Linked DNA regions of Homo sapiens: region 2 is linked to region 1. The links are chromatin contacts, found by Hi-C or POLR2A ChIA-PET in ENCODE. All regions are on one chromosome and are shown on one strand. The core of a region is the stretch at or near the end of the contact, and the rest is flanking DNA. Distances in the headings are between cores, read along the strand shown. Region 1 holds the start of ALG10B (ALG10 alpha-1,2-glucosyltransferase B). Region 2 has its middle 35 kb from the start of ALG10B.

The links. A loop is a pair of places that touch in the nucleus more often than their neighbours do. ChIA-PET counts read pairs that join two places held with the same protein, here RNA polymerase II (POLR2A). Pooled maps may share reads with other maps.
Region 2: a loop to region 1 is called in a pooled map, with 8 times the contacts of the local background. The contact joins the enhancer-like site here to the promoter of ALG10B in region 1. A Hi-C loop is called at or near these places in 8 of 37 single-sample maps with no recorded cell type and 4 of 50 pooled maps. POLR2A ChIA-PET finds 5 or more read pairs at or near these places in 1 of 52 experiments (activated CD4-positive, alpha-beta T cell).

Annotation. Positions count from the first base shown.
Region 1 is chr12:38,314,481-38,318,054 of GRCh38, forward strand. ALG10B (ALG10 alpha-1,2-glucosyltransferase B) reads left to right here and starts at 2,294. Exons shown (of 3, transcript NM_001013620.4): 1 at 2,294-2,584. The coding sequence starts at 2,414. RefSeq lists an enhancer at 1,365-2,564.
Region 2 is chr12:38,349,527-38,353,351 of GRCh38, forward strand. No RefSeq gene overlaps it. Among named protein-coding and RNA genes, the nearest start is that of ALG10B, 35 kb to the left of the region's middle. RefSeq lists an enhancer at 1,224-1,303. Within about 2 kb of position 1,290, at least 2 of the 41 ENCODE cell types and tissues checked have a DNase peak (open chromatin) inside an H3K27ac peak, as active enhancers do.

The sequences.
Region 1 (3,574 bases), core at 1,044-3,543:
TGTAGTCTATTTCATTAAAACCCCAGAGGTAGCTATTTTACTAGGTCTTGATTTAGGAGCAGAGCTTTGGAAAGCATTTCAAGATTATCAAAGATGCTGTAATCTAAGAGTAGAAAAGTGACAACAGCTTCATCGATTTGCAGATAGTAAAAGTAACTCACTAACAAATGAGTGAAGTACTCTATGAAGAACTCTACTGGGCCCATGGAGCTTCTTAGCATTCTTAGGTAATATGTTTTACATCAATCGTTTCCAAATATGAAGATCAGTATTCAGTGATTTGAGATGGCTCTCTAGAATCTAGTTTTTCACAATGATCCCCCAGCAGATTTTGATGTAATTAGTCTGTAAGACGAACATTTTTTTAAAAGATGAAACTTGTATTTCAAATTGGTGTATGGAAACAGAGAATAGTGGAATGTAAATGTAAAGTTATTGGGACTAGTGAAACATTCAATTCAGTATATATTGTAGATTATTTTAACCTATAAGGCTGTGAAGTTATTTTATTACTCTTGGTCTGATGTTCTAATTCCTACACTTGGTTCTGACACTAATTTTTTATGTAATTTTAGGTAAATTATTCATTTTTTAAAAATCAGCTTCTTTTATAAAATGAAGTCAAGTAGATTATTAATAAAGATCCCTAGCCATCCTAAAACCCTATATTTCCTTGAAACTTTCCATTTTATGTAAAGCGATGTGTGCAGCATGTATAGGAGTCAAATGTTTAACATAAACTATTGGTGGCAATTGTTATGAAGAAAAATGGAGAGCATAAATGTCTAGTCTTGTTCTACTCCCTTTAAAAACGGCCCACTATTTCTAGGGTGGGTCAGTAAGCTGCAGAGTATATATAACACGATTTAGCAGGTCAATAGGTCAGGGGCTAATTACTCGTAGATCACATCAACCTCTTGAAGACTGAATCATCTGGAGATGTGTTACAAGTGACTTAAACAGATAAGTACAGCATGGAATCAATAATAAAATGGGAGATGATGGTTAAAGCAAAGCTAAGCATCACATCAGAGTAGAATCCTGACATGATTTTATTCCAGTAATGTAAATATTCCCGTCCCAGCCCTCATTCACCACTACCTCCTCTTATCATTGAGGAAACAGGCAGAGACAGACTGGAAAGGCAGTCAGCTTGATTTAAGAAACTTTCTTAAGTTCAGAAATACTGAATTATTTTTAACCCAGAAAAAGAGCTCAATTGAGAACTCTGAGGTTTGCAACCTTAAATCCCGACTCAATCTGATATATGCCTGCCAAAGGCAACCTGACTGAGGTTACCTGAGAGAAAGTTTTTCTACAAAACATGGCCAACCATGCTCAAGACAAAATTCCAACACATAATTTATCTTCGGCATTCTTCAAATTATTTACCACATCTCCTGCCCCCAACACCTAATCCCAGAATACAGGAATTTGATGATGTCTACACAGCCTATAAAAGTCCACAAATTTAAGTGCCTACTGTGTGAAAGCCATTTGGGGGACTACAAACATAAAGGATGTATAATGCCACCCACTAAGATGTTCACGCTTATGATTTAGTAGGAAAAACAGAAGGCTGCCTTATAAATATTAACAACCTAATTTACAGGCACACCTAAAACATCCCAAATTCTAAAATATATATTTTCTTCCAAATCCTACAGGGTAATATGGCTATGAGAGTGCACTAGGAGTGTCAATTTTACTAAATCCTCTGAGAGCATCCACATTTTGAAAGAGTTCTCTCTTAACCTAAACAAACAAACAAACGAACAAACACTCCTCTCACTGAAGTTCATTCGGCATTGACGGGTCTCTGGTTCTTCAAGTTTTCATCTGAAAGTCTCAGTCTTTGCTATCACAACCAACGCCCCCTTCCTACACTCCAAGGTTGATGGAATGAAATGTCTTGGAATTGAGGGTTTAATTAATTCGGATCACTGGAGAGAAAGAAAAGAAATAACGGGGGAAAAAAATGTGTTAATTTTAGGGCTTGGAATTGGAAACGTGGGGAAACGTCGCCACCTTCTGGTAAGTGATGGAAATGAGCAGGAAAAAAGATCCAAGCTAAGAAGCGGCTTTTTTTTTTTTCCAAAGCAGCAAGCCACGCCCCTCCCGCGCTCGCGAAATCCGAGACCCGCCCTTTCCGGAAGTTTTGACACTGTGCGCCCCGAGTAATGTGATGGAGAGGGTAATCATCCGGTCCGTTATCTAAACCCGTCACTCCAGGAAACAGCGACCCGCTGTTTTCCGGATCCGCGCTCTCCCAGCATCCTTTGCCTTCCGGTATGTGGCCCCGTCTGGCTAGTCCTGTCTAGCGCGCCCATTTCGAGCCCAAGTTTCCAGCTCGGGTTTCCGGGCTCAGAATTTTCCAGGAGTGGGTTCTTGGGCAGTGGCTGTGGGAGCAGGAATGGCGCAGCTAGAGGGTTACTGTTTCTCGGCCGCCTTGAGCTGTACCTTTTTAGTGTCCTGCCTCCTCTTCTCCGCCTTCAGCCGGGCGCTGCGAGAGCCCTACATGGACGAGATCTTCCACCTGCCTCAGGCGCAGCGCTACTGTGAGGGCCATTTCTCCCTTTCCCAGGTGGGGTGCCCAACCTGTCCCCACCCCAGGAGAGGCCTGAAAGGTCCCAGCGTCCCCAGCTCCTTCTCCCATCTTTAGACTTAACTCGTCCCTTTCCACCCCACCCCAGCCTCAGAACATGAAAGAAACTGGGTATAGTCTTTTGTTCCTGTCTCTGAGATCTGTGAAATATTTATTAAATGAATGAATAAACAGCAGATCTGATCCCCAGGGAGGAGTGATCTGGGAGAATACTTAGTGGGGAACTGAGCGCTCCTCTTGGCAGCTGACAATATCGATCCCACTTTGTTTTTCCTTGTCTCAGGATTAAAGGCATTCGGGTGCTCCTTGGAAATATCAGAAAACTTCCCTTTAGCTCACCTGTTAAGCACCTCACTGTGCATTTTAGGGGTGGGATAGGGTGGACTGGAGGGATCTTCGGCTACCAAAAAGTGACAATTTATAATCACAAATTCCTTCCCTGGGTATTTTTAGTGAACTATCTGTTGACTGGATAAACTGGCAACCAGTCAAGTCACATCATTTTTGAATATATATTTGACTGTGCAAGTATGTACATATAAATATCAAAATAAACATCCCCTGCTTTTCTGGTGACACAATATAGGGTACTGGCTAGAAATATAAAGTCTGTTTTAGAGAAAGATCTGATCTTAAATCTTGGTGCTGTGATTTACTAGTTTTGTGATCTTGGAGATGTTCTGAGTTTCAGAAATTCAGGTTACTCATCTGCAAAATGACAATAATCTTTACTATAGGGCATATTGTAATGTTACAATACAGAGGGTTTGGCACAATTTCTGTCTCAGTTTATGTCAGCTGTCATCATGGAGCCTGTGGTCCAAATGTTTTCCTAAACTTAGAGTCCCAAACAATGTTTCCATGCTTTTAAAAACTGGAGCATTTGCAGTTTATTTATCAAAATAAAGGCTTTTAAAGAACATTTCTTGGAAAATAGAAATAGATTTTAAGTTGTTGTTTATTGGTTGC
Region 2 (3,825 bases), core at 40-2,539, 34 kb after region 1:
CTGTAAGGGAGGTAGTGTTAGGCAAATTTTATAGATAGCAAAATGGAACCACAGAACTAACACACATAAGATCACTTTGTCAGCTAGCAAACAGGATGCCATGATATGAGCTCAGGAGTCTTTGACCACCACCAGCCTTCTCTTTCTGCACCCCCATGCTGCTTCGTGGGATCTAAAGCGCAACTTAAATGCATGTCCCTGCAAGGAATTCCAGAGGAAGAGAGGTTCCTATCCCAAATATAGGTAAATCTCCTAGATGGTTCTGGTTCTTTGTTTTCTTTCCACTAATCAATATGCAAGAAAGACTTATTTGGATCTATTTGTTTATTAATTCATTCAATAGATTTTTTGAGTGTCATTGCATAAACGTACTATTTGCATTTAAAATTCAGAATGCAGCCATGGTAAATAGTATGAACTATTTTCTTTCAAGGAATTGAGAGTGGTTTTGTTTTTAGTATATTGTCTGGAAATCCTAGCCGTATAATCCACTTTACCAAAAGTTACATGGAAGGATATAAAACTATTATAGATTAAAAGTCTTCCTGTCAGTTGGCTGAAAATTATCTGTAACATTTAATATGTGACTCTGTTTGGAAAAAAATATAGCCAACCACCTTTTTAATCCTCTTTTCGATGTTTTGGGAAACATAAAGTTGGGATCTTTTCATTCATTTGCAAAATAAAACAGTATTTTTTAAGGCATTGATTTATATTTCATTTAAGGCATTGAATTGTTTTATTATTGAGCCTGTCTCTGAACTCTGAGAAATTCCAAGGGAAAGAATTAAAGATCTTCAATTCAGTCTTGCCTAAATCTACTATTTTCAACCAACTTTTTTTCTGCTGTGCTTTCTTGCGTATTTTCTTAATGGATAGATAGGACAATGGTACAGCAGAAATAATGAATGTTTATCTACCACTTCCATTAAATATGTCAATGCTTTTATGAAAGGAAATCTATGGTTACTTAAGCCAATGCCTGCACTTAGTACTCAGCCATAACCGTTCTCATACCTGGAATCTAAAGAGGTAGCATCAGTAATCTGTACACACTAAGTACTTAATATTGCTCAGTGGAAAGAGAAATGCTGTTATATATTACTCTACATTTTTCATAGTCTTTATAATGTTTTATATCCAAATGTATCATTATGTAGTTTCACTGATCAGTAAGAGAGCTAGATCGTGTAAGCTTTATAAGAACGTTGGCTTTTACTCAAAGGGGATGAGAAACTATCAGGGGATTTTGAGTAGGGATGACATCATCTGGCCTTTGTTTTTTAACAGAACAAATCTGGCTGCTGTTATGAGTGTAGACCAAAGGCTGGATGGATAGAAATGAGGAAATGAGATAGGAGGCAGAGCAGTAATTTTGGTGGCAGGTCATAGTGCCTTTGTATAGGGTAACAGAATATGCTAGAGCCTAGAATACAGGCATCAAGCTGTTATGAGCTTGGCATTTTTACCACTGTATCCCCAGGGTGTGGAATCATTTCTGGAGTATAGCAGGAGCTCAGTAATTCTTGCTGCATGCATGAATGGATGGATAGACTGACAGTTTTTCACACTTATGTCTTCTCCCCATCTGTTTATTACTTAAGTTTTAACATCTAAGCTACTTGCCTCATCCTCACAGTTTTTAAACTAAAGCAAAAGTGAAACAAAAGCAAAACAGCCAAGTTTCTTCTAAATTTAATTGAATTCAACAAGTCTTTTTTTAAAGCACTTTTATGTGGTTTCTTTGGGCTATTAAGGATATCAAATGCCAACAGAATGTTCTAAGACTGTTAGATGAGATTGTTGCTTAGGGTCACAGCTATGCCACAGCACCACAATTTACTTTAAAATTAAGATTGCTACATAGTTTTAATTTCCTCCTCAGAAGGGCAATAACCTTTCAATGAATCAGACTCGGCTTTTTCTGCTTACTATAAATGGGACCATGTGACCATTACATTACAAAGTGCATAAATGGCAGGCTATATTAGAAAAGTTTGGGGACAAGGAGCACAAGAATGTATTGGGCACATAACCTTTTTGTGTGATAAAGAAGATAAATAAGAAGACATGCAAACAGATGTGTTGATACATATAAAGAAACACTGAATAGATATAGAAGCAACTAAAAAGGCTGATTGCAAGGCTCAGGAGATAAATTGGATGGACAGGGCAAACTTTTTGTTTTCAATTTTTTTTTTATACTTTAAGTTCTAGGGTACATGTGCACAATGTGCAGGTTTGTTACATATGTATAGATGTGCCATGTTGGTGTGCTGCACCCATTAACTCCTCATTTACATTAGGTATATCTCCTAATGCTTTCCCTCCCCACTCCCCAAACCCCATGACAGGCCCCAGTGTGTGATGTTCCCTTTCCTGTGTCTAAGTGTTCTCATTGTTCATTTCCCACCTATGAGTGAGAACATGCGGTGTTTGGTTTTTTTTCTTGGGATAGTTTGCTGAGAATGATGGTTTCCAGCTTAATCCATGTCCCTACAAAGGACATGAACTCATCCTTTTTTACGGCTGTATAGTATTCCATGGTGTATATGTGTCACATTTTCTTTTTTTTTTTTTTTGTATTTCCACTGTTTTATTTTAAAAAATGAGTAATTTATTATAAGTATATTTAGGTATCACTGTTTTGTCTAATCTTTTATTTTATTTTATTATTATTATACTTTAAGTTTTAGGGTACATGTGCACAATGTGCAGGTTAGTTACATATGTATACCTGCGCCATGCTGGTGTGCTGCACCCATTAACTCATCATTTAGCATTAGGTATATCTCCTAAAGCTATCCCTCCCCCCTCCCCCCACCCCACAACAGTCCCCAGAGTGTGATGTTCCCCTTCCTGTGTCCATGTGTTCTCATTCTTCAATTCCCACCTATGAGTGAGAATATGCAGTGTTTGGTTTTTTGTTCTTATGATAGTTTACTGAGAATGATGATTTCCAATTTCATCCATGTCCCTACAAAGGACATGAACTCATCTTTTTTTATGGCTGCATAGTATTCCATGGTGTATATGTGCCACATTTTCTTAATCCAGTCTATCATTGTTGGACATTTGGGTTGGTTCCAAGTCTTTGCTATTGTGAATAGTGCCTCAATAAACATATGTGTGCATGTGCCTTTATAGCAGCATGATTTATAATCCTTTGGGTATATACCCAGTAATGGGATGACTGGGTCAAATGGTATTTCTAGTTCTAGATCCTTGAGGAATCGCCACACTGACTTCCACAATGGTTGAACTAGTTTACAGTCCCACCAACAGTGTAAAAGTGTTCCTATTTCTCCACATCCTCTTCAGCACCTGTTGTTTCCTCACTTTTTAATGATCGCCATTCTAACTGGTGTGAGATAGTATCTCAGTGAGGTTTGGTTTGCATTTCTCTGATGGCCAGTGATGATGAGCATTTTTTGATGTGTCTGTTGGCTGCATAAATGTCTTCTTTTGAGAAGTGTCTGTTCATATCCTTCACCCACTTTGTGATGAGGTTGTTTTTTTCTTGTAAATTTGTTTGAGTTCTTTGTACATTCTGGATATTAGCCCTTTGTCAGATGAGTAGATTGCAAAAATTTTCTCCCATTCTGTAGGTTGCCTGTTCACTTATGGTAGTTTCTTTTGCTGTGCAAAAGCTCTTTAGTTTAATTAGATCCCATTTGTCAACTTTGGCTTTTGTTGCCATTGCTTTTGCTGTTTTAAACATGAAACCCTTGCCCATGCCTATGTCCTGAATGGTATTACCTAGGTTTTCTTCTAGCGTTTTTATGGTTTTAGGTCTAACATTTAAGTCTTTAATCCATCTTGAAT